Regions from separate parts of the Homo sapiens genome. Here regions 2, 3, 4 and 5 are each linked to region 1. The links are chromatin contacts, found by Hi-C or POLR2A ChIA-PET in ENCODE. All regions are on one chromosome and are shown on one strand. Each heading gives the region's core, a stretch centred on a gene start or an enhancer-like site at or near the end of the contact. The rest is flanking DNA. Distances are from core to core; before and after follow the strand shown. Region 1 holds the start of VPS13C-DT (VPS13C divergent transcript). Region 2 overlaps RORA (RAR related orphan receptor A). Region 3 overlaps RORA (RAR related orphan receptor A). Region 4 holds the start of RAB8B (RAB8B, member RAS oncogene family). Region 5 holds the start of LACTB (lactamase beta).

Region 1 (2,700 bases), core at 35-2,534:
CATACAGCAAGTCTCAATTAGCACTAACCTCATATCAAGTGCTCCACAGCTACAGTGGCTAGTGGTTACCCTAGTGGACAGGGGAAGTCTATAGCTATTTGTTGTTGCTTGAATTAAAAGCAGATCCATACATTTGAGTCGTTTTTTGAATTTTCCTCCAAAGCTGACAAAGTTCCCAAACCTTTTGTGGAGTGAGAAAGTCCCAAAGTCCTCAAAGCTTAACACGTAATTCATGCAAACGATTAAGCTCGTTGAAGAGTGTATGTTTAAGTACACTATTTCCTGAATACTTTTATACACTTAATCTCCAGGATAAAAACGTTGGCATAAATTCCTGAGCATGCAACCAAGCAGACACCTAATTAATGACGATGCTGGTCGAGGCTTGAATTTCTCTCTATTGCTCCAAAACAAAATTCAAAATCCTCTTCGTATTGACGGAAAAGTAAATATTAAAGGAAGAAATCATTTTCACAGGAGCTGAAAGCATTAAGAGTAAGAATCCCTAAGCACACGCCTATCTTAAAGATCTCCTGCCCGTTCCTCTCCAAACCCGGTAATCCTAAAGAGAAGGAACCCAGTTCTTGCTCCCTGTAAAATGATAGTGAAGATAACTGCGAGATGCAACTTCCTCCTTTTTTCTTAGTGCCACTTCGAGCGTATATGACCAGACAACCATGCTCACTCCACGCGATACCGAAACAGAAAGGGCTCTGTTTTTATGCTGTAGGGCCAAAGGGGCCACCCTGAGTGCAGCGAGAGGACCACAGAAACGGGCAGGGCGGGGACAGCAGGGCCAGGGCTTGGCCTCGGGGGACGAGAAAGGTGGGAACTTTGGCAGCGCGGGCGGGATCCCGCCGCATCTCCCCAGCCGGAGTCGGGACTGGGACCCCGAGAATCCGCGGGCGGCAGAGGCTCCCGCATCTAGCACCTGCCGCACCGGGATGGGGAGTCTCAGGCGGCGCAGGGAGCAGGGCCCGGGCAGAATCCCGGACGGAGCAGCCCTCGGCTGGGCCCTCAGCGCCCGCAGCCCACTGGCCGCGCCCTCTCGCTTACCGCCCCAGATGCCCAGCTTCAGCTGGGACTTGTTCAGGTTCTCCACATAGTCCCCCAGGAAGCGGTTCAGCAAGTCCGCGACCACCGACTCCAGCACCATGGTGGCGCTGAGGCACAAGGAGAGGGAGGAGCCGGAACCGCCCGGCGCAGCTGAGGGCTGCGACCAGCGCTGCAAATGACAGCCCCTCCGGCGCAGGCCCACCCCCGCGCCGCGCGCGTGACCCCGCCGGTGCGCAGGCGCGCTGTCGCCCGGCCGGTAGCTAAGGAGGCCCAGCTGTGATCCCGAGGCTTTGTAGGCGCCGCAGCCCTGGCCCTCTAGAGGCCGACGGAGGAGTGCGGGGGAAGTTAGCTTGCGCCTGTCTCGTCAGCCGTGCACGAGAAAAAAAAGGACCTTCGAGAAGAACAAGGGAGGGCAAGAGTTACCGAGTACAGGGACATCTATGTGGCCGCTCTGCTTTCCCGCCGTCACCTGCTGTTGAACTCCGGCCGCATCGCGGTGTCCGGAGCCGCCTGGCCTGGAGTATGCGCTGAGCGTCACCTAGGCAACCACCCCTGCACCTGTGGATCAGGTGGGGGAAAGGGACCGACCGCGTTCTTGTCCTGCTAGAGTTCGACTCCGCCTGGGGCTTGGTCTCTGCTTCTTGAAAACATTGTTTTTTTATTTTGTTTCTGTTTTGTTTTGTTTTGAGACAGGGTCTCGCTCTGTTGCCAAGGGTAGAATGCAGTGTCGGGATCATAGCTCACTACAGACTTGACATCCTGGACTCAAGAGATCCTCCTGTGTCAGCCTCCCGAGTAGCTGGGACCACTGGCGCGCGACAAATAATTTGAAAGTGGGAGGAGGGGAACAGAACCACATCAAATGGCAGATATCATAGAATGAGAACTGAATATACGCGTTTTGTGGGAAACGCGTTCTTTTCCCCTTTCTCTAAGATTCGCTTTTAATTCACTAGCCACTAACCAGTTACCTATCTCATTACAGATATAAAAAACAAAACGTAGTAGTGCCTTTTTAAGTATGAGTTACTTGTTATTTATATATCACTTTCTTCCATGCTATCGTTGAACTGTCTTTGATGTAGCACGACCTTAAAAGCAGAGCTTTTATACCACAAGATCTTTCAACCCTTGTGAAATTTAACCACCCATTGAGATTCACCTCTTTAGAGAACTAGAAATTTTTTCCTAAAATATATTTCAAAAAGTTGTTGAGATACAGTACACAGGAAGAAACCTAAGAAATGCTGATTATTTGTAGTCACAAGCATTAATAAGTGCTTTGCTACGAGGAAGTGTCTGAGAAACTATTCGTGTATTTTTCTTAAACAACCTAGGCTTGCACAGGATCACAAAGAAAAATCTTAAATTCAAAGTCCGCTGGAGAAGAAAGAAAATCAAAATGGCTACAATTGGTGTTGTGTATTAAATAAAATTAAAAGTACAAAGAAAGACCCAGTCAGTACTAACTAGTACTATCAAGATCACATTCCTCTCCCACTTTTGCACACTCCATTCCTCTTTAAGAAGATAAATCCTTAACCGTCTGTTTTTCCTAGCTGGTCACAAAGACAAAATACTAGTAAGTACTTTGGATTTCTTCACCATCCACAACCAAATAACAGCCTAACCTGTCTATTTTGC
Region 2 (2,700 bases), core at 73-2,572, 1.4 Mb before region 1:
ATTCTGTTTGCAAGTGAGCACGTAGGTGCCTTCCAAATATGATCCTGAAGAAGGTGCAGATAAATGAAAAATTGGATATACAATAAACCACATACCTCTTTATGTTTATATATGAACATATTAAAGAAGGTTGGCTTTAGTAGAGTATGATGCATATTCTAATTATATCAATATTGGATGCATTGTTAGTACCATTTCTCAACTTCATTTAAAAATCACTTTCAGAAAATACAAAAAATAATTCTGAAGATTTTAACCTTAGGTGCCCGTAGATCATTTTCTTAGGAAACTGCAGCTTTTAGAAATGCTGGACATACTTTATCCAAAGCGTTATAACTGGTCTTCCACAAGCCTAGGATAAAGTTTTCCACAGAAACACTACTACAGAAAAATGCCACATGCCATGGATTAAACACTGAAACCAGCTAATCACAACACATGAGAGCAAATGTAGCATGTTCAGAGAAGTACAAATATGTTGAAACATGTCTGTCATGAAATCTGATCTTAACAATCCTCTGAAGACTAGCCTTTTTGCAAAGAGAACTTATGACTAATATACCTCACGGAGGGGGTCTCAGTTTCTAATAGAGTTAATTTTATCTGCTTTGATGATGGAAACGAAAGACACCCTGGAAACATCCTCTTAATTCTAAGCACCATCCACTCTTTTTGAGGGGGGAGAGGGAAGCTTTCAGTAATTCCCAGTGTGTCTTATACTGAATATATAGAAGATGGTAAAGCAGGGCCAGGTAATTCCAACACTTAAACTGCTACTTAACCATCCACATATTAAAGGAGTTTACATGGATTGTCAGCTATGAAAGAGGTTTCTCAATCTATATCCCACTCCACAGTCAACTCTCCTCACAGGTGCTCTTGGCTGTGGGGCACTCATAATCTCAGAAGCCGATAAGGCTGCCAAGTTCAAGTTGCCGTGACTCTGAACACAGTATAATATTCCCATTCCAAGCCATAGCCCGTCACTTTTGTGGCTGTTCAGATGAGGGCCCTTCTTGGTACCACTCTGACTCACATACACTGGCTGAAGTCATGTAGCAGGTGAAGGACTTAAGTGTCACTAAGTTGGTTTCCAGTTGCTTCCAGGAAAAAAAAAAAAAATCCCCGGCATATAAGATTCTTGCTCCTGACACCTGGCACTTTCTCCTTGTGTTCATGGCTGCAGACAGAAGATCTGGCCATTACTGTTTTGGCTTCAAGTGCTGCCTCCCACACACATATTGAGGGGCTCTGCAACAAACAGAAACCTAGGGACACTGACATTTTGGAGGCAGGGTGTAGAAAAAAACACTGTATGTGTATCTGAAAACTCTGCCATGCATGTCAGCCCTGACACGCCACTTCCTAGCTCTTCTAACGTCAGAACATTCTGTGTTAGGAGTTGCTAATCAGTCCAATATCATATGTAGTTTAACGGTGTTGAAACACATTTGCCAGAAAGGAGGCCAAAAGGAAGGGCCCCTCTACTGCTATCTTCTGCAAAAGATCTGATCACTTGTGACTGCAGCCCCTCACTTTGCCCCCAGGTGTTTTCTCCCTGTGTTGTTCTTGGGCGTGTTTAATTTGGATTGAGCATCCATGGAGCTGTGTAAACATTGAGGTCCCATGAATATTGCAATATTAAACAGCAGTGGTAATTACCAATAGACCCCTCAAAAAGCAATCGAATAGCAAACTCACCTTAACTTGGCCTTTGTATCTCTGGCAACGGAAAGCTCAAAATGCAGTTCTGTCATTTTTGCACAGTCATTTACCTTGACACCCTCCCTCTGCCGTGGAATCAAATCTCCATGTATAAAAATAAACCTAGAAACTTTCTGTTCACACGTTTTGAGGTATGTGCACCAAATGACACACTTTGGGAGGTAAGCACGAGTCATGGTAACTGACCACATCCTTTATCTTTTCATCCTAAGACTTAGCAGAACTTTATCTTTACAATAAAATGGCCTTTAGAAGTGGGTATCACCAACTTCAGAATGTGAACATCGTTACTGAGAAAAAGCATTTTCCTTTTAAACAGAAACCAACAGCCATGCATTAAAAGGCCTGAGGAAAAAAAAAAAAGTGGAGCTACCACAAAACAAACAAATATTCAGCTTGGTTTCAGGAAGCTTAGAGAGGATCAAACAAGGCTTTCTCTATTGAAGTTGTTCGAGAACATTTATGGTTATTTCAGCTTCAGTTTCTATTTACGCTGCTGGCTTTTATGCCTCGACCTCAGGAGGGCATTCCAACTTCAGGTTAACTCACAAGTAGCTTCAGAAAAGTTGGCCTGAAAATCCCACCCCCAGAGTGGGGGAGGGGAAAGCACGATGGTTCACATTGGTTTCCAAACACCTTTCAAACCACTGCTTTGGCCTTGAGTCGAGGATATCTCAAAAATTGGGGAGAGAAATTCCACGGAGAGAGGGTGAGAAAGGTTTCTCATGGTGTGAACATTCATATAGGGAGACTGTCTCTTCCTGCGGGATGAAACCAGGAGAAGAGAGCACCAATTTGCGGAGCCCTCGTGAAGGTTTCCACTCAGGAGTTTGCAATTTTCTGTTGGTCCCTAGGGAGGAAGATTTAGTACATGGTTGAATTTCCAAGCAAATTAACTTCCAGAATAAAGGAGGAACTATGCCAACCCTTTGCAAACAATATTTTTGTTTTATAAATCTATTTAGTTTTCAATTC
Region 3 (2,700 bases), core at 15-2,514, 1.5 Mb before region 1:
AGGTCAGGAGTTCAAGACCAGCCTGGCCAAGATGGTGAAATCCCATCTCTACTAAAAATACAAAAATTAGCCAGGTGTGATGGCACACGCCTATAATCCCAGCTACTCGGGAGGCTGAGGCAGAGAATTTCTTGAACCTGGGGGATGGAGGTTGCAGTGAACCAAGATCGTGCCATTGCACTCCAGCCTGGGCAGCAGAGTGAGACTCCGTCTCAAAAACAAACAAACAAACAAACAAAAAACCAAGAGGCACATTTAAGACTTGAAATTTAGATGGAAATTTTAAAGTTTTAAGTTGTTCATATTCTACCCCAAACACATTCATCTCAAAAAATAATATTTAAAGCCATAGAATTTATAATTTATGCGTCAATAGTTTCTCCTTTAAGTGGTCACCAAAAAGATATCAAACTTTTTTTGCTATAAGAGCATATTTAAAAAATATCAATGAAAGTGTTACCAGTTTTCAATCCTCCTCACTTGGACATTAAAGGGATTAAAGTTATTGTCAGCACACACATGGATCAGCTTTCAATGGAAAAAAATTAATGTTTTTTGATGTTGTTTCTTTTCCTTAAGGCTTAAGGACACTAGGAGAAAGACATAAATAGAAGTATATATTATCATCTAGATGGTGACTCTCCAAGGGGATGATGAGGGAAAAGAAGTAATGCTACCCTAATTCTGAAATAATAAAAGCTCAAGCAATGAATGGCTGAATTCACACCTCAAAATTTCATGGAAGACAGGCATACAAAGATAAGCTTTCAAAATTGAATGAACTCATTACCACAATTAAAGAAAACAAAAAGAAACATTTTGCATAACTGCTGGTTTTGCTGCTCCTTCTGCTAATTTAGTTTGTCTGGAAGAGCCACTGTGTGGACCACCCATGCTTCAATGCACTTAACCAATACCTTTAGAAGAAAACAGGATAGCTACAAAGTCATAAAAAGTGGTATCTTTTTATGTTTCAGATTTCCATAAGGCGATTTCACAGTATTGCAGAGTGAAATCAATTAAGAAATAACTATAGCTATATAGGGAATATGCAACACATTAATATATTTATGGAGACTATATCTAGGCACATTTATTTTCAGCATTTGAAAATTACTGGTGAGAGTGAGTAACGTCCCTTCCCTGTTGTTTTGATAATCTCATGTCTTTTAAGCAAAAGGAAATGTATACTGCAAAATAGCTTTACCACTCTGACCTCAATATGGAGTAAAATGACAGATAACAAGCAGAAGCCGGTCAGTTTCACAAGTAAGTGATTCTGATGCTTTGGCTCATCCTGGTCCCTGCTCGGTTCCCACATCCTCATCTGGCTGACTTAGTTAAAACCTGCCATTTCTAAAGTTTAAGAAATTAAACATAGTTTGGGAGTACAAAGAGCCATCTTTGCTCTGATCTCATTAACAACCTCATAAGAGTTCATTTCCCTCACTAACTGTCCTCAGGAATGAAAGTTAAAAGACCTTGAATAATTTTTCCTACCGCCCCACAATGATACTGTACTACTGTCCTCTTTCCTGGTCTGAAACTCCTCTGGAAAGAGATGCACAGCCTCTAGTAAATCATAGTTTTTGTTTTGTTTAGTGTACTCTAAAGAGCTACATGGAACCTTTTAAATCATTCAATGCCAGGTCCATAAAGACCTCTGTGATTAACAAATCAAACCCCTTTCTTTTCAGTCAAGGCACCTGAGACTGAGAGGTAAAGTGACTGTCCTAAGGTTACCAAGCTTGGGCAAGACCAAGGTGATACTGCCACCATCTGTTCATTCTCCTGCCACCTTTTCAACTGGGGTTTATCCCAACCTCCTCATTTCACAGAGAAAAACAGAACCAGTGTGAACAGAAACAATTCACTTGGGAAGAGTGAGCCGAGGCTCTTTTATCAGTGTAGGTGGTTGAACTTCGGTAGCCACAGGGGACCTGACTTTGAGGACACAAAACACAGGATCCTTCGTGGTTCACAGTGGTGGTGTTAGGGAGAGGCAGTGAGCCTTGCATCATAGGTAGAACACGATGCAGCTGCAGGTGCAGAGAGTTATCAGGGAGAGAAGGGCCCAGAAGACTGGGAAAATGATAGTGGTGTCAAACAGGAAAATTACACTGAAATTACACCATGTCTTTTTACATTTTCCTCAGTCTCCGTCTGAGCCACAAGTGCACTGCAGTCATTTCAGAGATACAGAAGCTTATCTTGCTTTTTGAAAAGTTTTTCTTAATATTTGTCCTAGGGTCCACAGGAAATGAAAAACCCAAGGCATCCCTCGCCCTCTCCCCGCAAGTCACCTGCTATGAATACCTGCATTCATTCTACAAAGCCTTTATCAGTCCCTGGAATGCCACGTATTTATTAGCTGTCTCCACACATTAAGAATAAGATGTATAGAGCAGGAACCTGTCATTCTTCTCCATCCTGTCTTCCCAGTGCCTGCCTCAGTGCCTGACACATAGCAGGTGCTCCAAAGGAATAAATAAATTAGGAAATCCTACCACCTGCTTCTAGCATGTAATATCTACTACCCTGGAGTGGAATGAAAGGGTTATTAAAATACCCAATGACAGCCTCAGGTCTTTCCTTCTAGTGTGGAAACTACAGCAAGAACCAACACAAATTAAAGTGTCTAAAAAAATCAATTGGGGCAGGCATCTTCTTCTGAACTACATTTACTAGAGCCTGCCACCC
Region 4 (2,700 bases), core at 150-2,649, 1.1 Mb after region 1:
CCCTTCATCCTCTTAAAACTTATTGAAGACTCCAAGAAGCTTTTTTTCATGTGGGTTTTACCTGTCGGTATTTGACATATTAGAAATTAAAACTTCGAAGGGAGAACAACAGATGAGAGACACAGAGCCCTGGCAGGGTGGACTCCTAGTCCCACACCTTCTTAGCCTTTTGCTTCCACATTACCTGAACCAGTCAACACCCCTTTCACAACAGCTAATCCGGTTGGGTTTCTGCCACTAGCAAATGAAAGGGGACTGAACAATACATCCACAAAACAGAGAATTAGCCTAAGACAATAAATAATAAAGGATTAACTTGAGTATAACAGAATGCTGTTTCCTCCCTATATTCGTCATCAATTAAGTGAGAGCCTACTGAAGAGTAATGAATATTACCATCACTGCTAACAGTGCCTTATGGGTTTCAAAGAACTTTCACATTTAGTATTTAAGTTTCACTGGAACCCTATGAAGTATCTTGTTTCATATCCATTTTACAGATGAGAAAACTGAAATGTCCAGTGCCTGTGTGACTTGTCACAGCGGTTTTGCAGCAGAGCCAAGACTAAATTCAAATCTTACTCTCTAAATTCCCGTGGCCCGCCTCACAGGATGCTTGCAGTTTCATGGGGCACAGACCTGTAGCACAAGACTTCCCAGATTTAAAAATCCATCCTCCTGCGAGGAGAGGGGAGCGATCAGCGTAGCAGATTCTCTAAATACTCATTGTATTTGGCTCTGGTCTGTGTGGCGTGAAGAAGGGGGCACGAGTGAGGTTCGAGTTAGCATGGTAACCATTCTTTCTCAGCTCTGTGACTGAGGGGCTGCGGGAGGGGGTTATAGTGGTGCTGGGCATGGCCTCGGGGAGAAGCTGGATAATGCCCTCTGCAGATAACCCGTAGGCTGCGCCACAGCAGCGCCAAGGAAAGAAAGCATCTCTGCTCCAGGTCTCGGCGGAAGAGATGCGGGAACTACGGGGCTCTGATTCTGAGGTCCTGGATTTGGAAGGCGTCTGCACACAAAGAAATAACAAAGTTAAGTTCCCGCGGCTCGACCAGCAGAGTACGAAACGGGGCCTCCCTTCCCAGCTCGGGTGGAAACGCCTCCACCCTGTCACCCCGCCCATAGCAGGTCTTTTATCCGCTGGAGCCGCCTGGACAGTCCTCGCGGGGCACGCCCGAGGCTCCCCGGAGGAACTACAAGTCCCATGAAGTCCCGGGGCGCGGGCGGTGATGACGAAGCCCTCGCCGATTGGCCGCACGGGGCGGGGCGCGCAGGCCTTCTCCGAGAGGAGGGGCGGGGCGTGGGGCGGGGCGAGCAGCGGCGGATTGGCGGGCACGCCCCCTCGCCCGCGGCCCCCTCCCCGCCTCTCTCCACCGCCTCCTCTGGCTCCCCGGTCAGAGGGCCGGAGCGAGAAGATGGCGAAGACGTACGATTATCTCTTCAAGCTCCTGCTGATCGGCGACTCGGGGGTAGGCAAGACCTGCCTCCTGTTCCGCTTCTCAGAGGACGCCTTCAACACCACCTTCATCTCCACCATCGGTGAGGGAGGGGCCGCGGCCCGGGACCGGGTAGAGAATTGGGGGGCGGGTACTAGGGGACGGGGAAAGGGCGGGGGGCGCTTGGGAGCCCGGGAGAGGAGACCCCGGGGACTGCAAGGTGGCGGGGGCACTGAGAGGGGCGAGGGCGTGAGGGAGAGGGGCGAGGGCGTGAGGGAGAGAGGCGAGCGGGAACGTGAGGCTAAGGGCGAAGGGGGAACTTGGGGGCAAAGGAACGGGAAGGGGAACAGAGGAACAAGGACTAGGGGTATTGGGGGAACGAGAGGGTTCGGAGACTGACAGGGAGGGGTCTTTGAGGGACAAAATGTGTTGGGGGGAAGACTCAGGAAATCTCATGTAGAGAGAAGGGGATAGTGGACGTGCCAATGATTAAAAGACAGGAGAGGAAGGAAATGTGAAGGGGGAAATGAGGGATGGGGGCAATGAGAGGGATGTGAAGTAAAGGGACAGAGGACACAAGGGACAGAGAGGTGAGAACCAGGCAACTGGAAGGGAATTCAGGGGAATGAGCGGTCAGGAGGTGAGGAAGAAGGGGACGGCTGGCCACAGGAGGTCTGGACTGAGATGTCGTAGGAGGGGACAGAAGAAAATTGTAGGTGGAAGAAGAGTTCAAGGGATCAGAGGGCAGAATGAGGATACTTGATGGAGAAAGTAAAGGGATCTGGGTGTGAGACAGAAAGGAAAAGAGGAAGCAACATCATAGTAAAGGGAGGTTGAGCAGAGAAGACAGAGGAGATGGAAAAGAGAGGAAATGGAAAGTAGTGGGGCGCAAGACTTGCTATAGTAACTGATTACCATTTTCTCTTCACTTCCTTTGGATCAAGTGCAGGAGAAAGCAAAATGTGACTAATGATGGAATAATGTCTATAGAGCGTTAATTTGTTCTGTGAGTGTTAATGGATGTTAAGGGAATTGGTGACTTTTGGAAATGATGTGGTCAGGAAAATATGGTTCACCTCTTTACTACCATCTCCTGAGAAGCAAGACTTCTCAGTATTTTAAATCCTTCGGTTTGAATGTTTAACAGCTTCTCAGCCAAGGAAATGAACTTACATTCTACCTGCCTCCCTGTATATTTTGCTTTGGTTCTAATTATTGTTAAGTGAATCACAACATGTGATATACCTCTCAGTTACTTCCA
Region 5 (2,738 bases), core at 173-2,672, 1.1 Mb after region 1:
TTTTTCTCTCATGTTCTTGGAGTAGTGGTGACCCCCACCGTGGGAACCTCCAGTACTATCTTAATAGAGTACATCTGTCCACTATAACTGCAGTTTCAGTGTCAAACGCTCTGGGTCCTAGGATATTCTGGTCTCTTGGAGTCTTGGGTTTTGTGAGTAGCCCCAGAAGCTTTACTTATTTAGCCCCACTATTTTCTTGCTAGGTATGGATACCATTATTGCCTTTTCCTCCTATTAAATAATTATTACCTCAATATATTTATTTTGAGGTATGTATATGTTTACTCAGTAAGTTTATTACCTCAATATGTTTGTCCTGATGGCTTGTCAGTTCAAGTCTGTGAGCTCTCTTCTTTATTCCACCTGCAAGAAAAGACAGGGCCATTTTGTATATGGGGCATATTGCCCCAGTGCTGAAGGTATAAAGCCTACAAGCTTTCAAAGATTGTGTGTGTGTGTGTGTGTGTGTGTGTGTGTATGTATGTATCCCAAAATATAAAAATTACAAAACTGATAAATGTTTAAGTAACTTCAAATTAACATATCAATTTCATTACACGTTAAACTAGGATTTTATACACATTTTACATTTTGTAGCAATTTGAGATTAGGTTTCTTATTTCACAAGAATGTCTGATCATTTACAGATGCTGAGAAATCATAGGTAATTGTAAATTATAATAGTTACTTTTGGATTAAAATTTTTCAAGCACGAAATTTTTAAAAAACACTTTATCTTTTATAGCAAAAGAAAGGTAATATAAGGTCTGGATGTAACTTCATGTCTTTGGTACGGTGTGGAGCTAGAATTCCAGAAGCAATAGATTTTAAAACATCTTTAGGGAAATGGGTGAATTGAAATGAGACATAAGGGAGATGGCAAGAGAGTGAAAAGAAGCGCGTTCTAAAGGGGGAAAGGAGAAAGGGAAAGGAAAGGAGAAAGGCATCTCTAAAGGGAAAGGAGATGCCTGCTGAGCGTCTACTGTGTGCCCTGCGCTGTTCCAGAAGTTGAGGATCCAAAACTAAGTCTAGGCTCCCCAAAGAAGTCCCACTCTGGTAAGGAATCTGACAAGTAGTTAAATGATACAAAGTGTTAACTGTTGTTAAAGAAGTGTGCACACTGAGGGGCAAGATGGTAAGGGCGAGAACTCCCATGGGACGGGAACTAGGAAGGCTTCTGGGAGGTGACGCTTGATCTGAGGGTAAGCAAAGGAAAAAAAGGAAAGAGAGACAGAAAGGAAAAACAAGGAAGAGACAAGAAAAGGGAGAGGAAGAAGGGCTCGATGCGATCGGCGCTCGGGTAGTCAGGCGTCGACTGCTAGGGTCTGACCGCGGTCCCCACCCCCGTCCCGCCCCCTGCCCTTCCCTCCGCCCCGCGCCGCGGCTGGCAGGGTGTGCGTGAGTTTGGTGGCGGCCGGCTGTGCAGAGACGCCATGTACCGGCTCATGTCAGCAGTGACTGCCCGGGCTGCCGCCCCCGGGGGCTTGGCCTCAAGCTGCGGACGACGCGGGGTCCATCAGCGCGCCGGGCTGCCGCCTCTCGGCCACGGCTGGGTCGGGGGCCTCGGGCTGGGGCTGGGGCTGGCGCTCGGGGTGAAGCTGGCAGGTGGGCTGAGGGGCGCGGCCCCGGCGCAGTCCCCCGCGGCCCCCGACCCTGAGGCGTCGCCTCTGGCCGAGCCGCCACAGGAGCAGTCCCTCGCCCCGTGGTCTCCGCAGACCCCGGCGCCGCCCTGCTCCAGGTGCTTCGCCAGAGCCATCGAGAGCAGCCGCGACCTGCTGCACAGGATCAAGGTGCGGCCACTGGAGCGGGGGGCGTAGGGGGCCGGGGATCCACCCCTGTCGGCGGTGCTGTCGGGGGCTGAGTGGACCCCACCCGGGGCGGCGGGGTGCCCGCGATCGGCTTCCGAGAAAGACTTCCCATTTCCCCACCGCCGAGCCGTGGTCAGACGCTCTTGGGGGTTCCCCAAATCTGGGTGGAGGTCACCGCCTGTCTCGGGGACCGCCCCTTCCCCCTAGGGGGCGGACAGGCACATCCCTTGCTGTTAGTGAGTGACCATGGCCTGGGACGAGGTGGGCGGGGCCCAGGTGGAGGGGGCGGGGCCCAGGCTCAGGGGGCGGGGCCTTGGAAGGTCCCCGAGGAGAGCGCTGGGCTTTTTCAGCAGGCCCGTAACTGTCGGTTCTTTCCCCTTCGGTCTTAGGATGAGGTGGGCGCACCGGGCATAGTGGTTGGAGTTTCTGTAGATGGAAAAGAAGTCTGGTCAGAAGGTGGGTTCAGAAAATTGTTGTTTTGTTCTGTGCCAGTTGGTAAATAAAATATTGTTTTACTGGTTAGAGTGGATCCCATGAAATGCTATTGCATTTACATAAAACGATGCATATTGTAGAGAAAACATCTAACATAATAAAGAGTCAGGTGTTTTTAAATCACGGTAAGGTTTAAAATGTGACTAATAAATTGGAGTCATGAGGATGGCTACCCACTCCCACTTTTCTCTTAGGACTGGATTTATTAGTCTGAAAGTTTTATACAGTAGTCCCTCCTTATCCTGGGGATATATTCCAAGACCCTCAGTGGATGCCTGAAAAAGTGGATGATATTGAACCCTGTATATACTATATTTTATCTTATATATACATATCTATGATAAAGTTTATAAATCAGGCATAGTAAGAGATTAGCAACAATAATAAAATAGAACAATCACAACAATACTCTGAGTGGCATGCAATTTAAAGCTT

The links. Hi-C counts contacts between places; a loop is a spot of excess contacts on that map. ChIA-PET counts read pairs that join two places held with the same protein, here RNA polymerase II (POLR2A). Pooled maps may share reads with other maps.
Region 2: a map with no recorded cell type shows a loop between it and region 1 (4-fold over the local background). The contact joins the enhancer-like site here to the promoter of VPS13C-DT in region 1. A Hi-C loop is called at or near these places in 1 of 37 single-sample maps with no recorded cell type and 1 of 50 pooled maps. POLR2A ChIA-PET finds 5 or more read pairs at or near these places in 2 of 52 experiments (T-cell and activated CD8-positive, alpha-beta T cell).
Region 3: a loop to region 1 is called in a pooled map, with 2.7 times the contacts of the local background. The contact joins the enhancer-like site here to the promoter of VPS13C-DT in region 1. A Hi-C loop is called at or near these places in 3 of 37 single-sample maps with no recorded cell type and 2 of 50 pooled maps.
Region 4: a loop to region 1 is called in a pooled map, with 8 times the contacts of the local background. The contact joins the promoter of RAB8B here to the promoter of VPS13C-DT in region 1. A Hi-C loop is called at or near these places in 8 of 50 pooled maps. POLR2A ChIA-PET finds 5 or more read pairs at or near these places in 4 of 52 experiments (GM12878, activated CD4-positive, alpha-beta memory T cell, activated CD8-positive, alpha-beta memory T cell and 1 more).
Region 5: a loop to region 1 is called in a map of B cell, with 16 times the contacts of the local background. The contact joins the promoter of LACTB here to the promoter of VPS13C-DT in region 1. A Hi-C loop is called at or near these places in 1 of 168 maps with a recorded cell type or tissue (B cell), 2 of 37 single-sample maps with no recorded cell type and 5 of 50 pooled maps. POLR2A ChIA-PET finds 5 or more read pairs at or near these places in 1 of 52 experiments (WTC11).

What each region holds. Positions count from the first base shown.
Region 1 is chr15:62,059,219-62,061,918 of GRCh38, forward strand. VPS13C-DT (VPS13C divergent transcript) reads left to right here and starts at 1,285. Exons shown (of 2, transcript NR_135690.1): 1 at 1,285-1,625; 2 at 1,750-2,700. It overlaps VPS13C (vacuolar protein sorting 13 homolog C), which reads right to left and starts at 1,229. Exons shown (of 85, transcript NM_020821.3): 1 at 1,057-1,229. The coding sequence starts at 1,156. RefSeq lists a silencer at 1,091-1,440 and an enhancer at 1,491-1,540.
Region 2 is chr15:60,648,134-60,650,833 of GRCh38, forward strand. The region is part of intron 2 of RORA (RAR related orphan receptor A); the gene reads right to left. It overlaps LOC105370846 (a long non-coding RNA gene), which reads left to right. Exons shown (of 5, transcript XR_007064663.1): 5 at 1-2,700. Among named protein-coding and RNA genes, the nearest start is that of RORA-AS2, 32 kb to the right of the region's middle. RefSeq lists an enhancer at 2,008-2,509. Within about 2 kb of position 1,323, at least 4 of the 41 ENCODE cell types and tissues checked have a DNase peak (open chromatin) inside an H3K27ac peak, as active enhancers do.
Region 3 is chr15:60,550,076-60,552,775 of GRCh38, forward strand. All of the region lies in intron 2 of RORA (RAR related orphan receptor A), which reads right to left. The region is part of intron 3 of RORA-AS1 (RORA antisense RNA 1); the gene reads left to right. Among named protein-coding and RNA genes, the nearest start is that of RORA-AS1, 72 kb to the left of the region's middle. Within about 2 kb of position 1,265, at least 4 of the 41 ENCODE cell types and tissues checked have a DNase peak (open chromatin) inside an H3K27ac peak, as active enhancers do.
Region 4 is chr15:63,188,207-63,190,906 of GRCh38, forward strand. It overlaps RAB8B (RAB8B, member RAS oncogene family), which reads left to right and starts at 1,400. Exons shown (of 8, transcript NM_016530.3): 1 at 1,400-1,542. The coding sequence starts at 1,419. It overlaps LOC101928972 (a long non-coding RNA gene), which reads right to left and starts at 1,225. Exons shown (of 4, transcript XR_932355.4): 1 at 640-1,225. RefSeq lists an enhancer at 825-974 and a silencer at 1,155-1,484.
Region 5 is chr15:63,120,439-63,123,176 of GRCh38, forward strand. LACTB (lactamase beta) reads left to right here and starts at 1,423. Exons shown (of 6, transcript NM_032857.5): 1 at 1,423-1,790; 2 at 2,198-2,264. The coding sequence starts at 1,434. It overlaps LOC107984798 (a long non-coding RNA gene), which reads right to left and starts at 1,329. Exons shown (of 2, transcript XR_001751584.1): 1 at 302-1,329. RefSeq lists silencers at 1,312-1,891, 1,912-1,981, 1,992-2,181.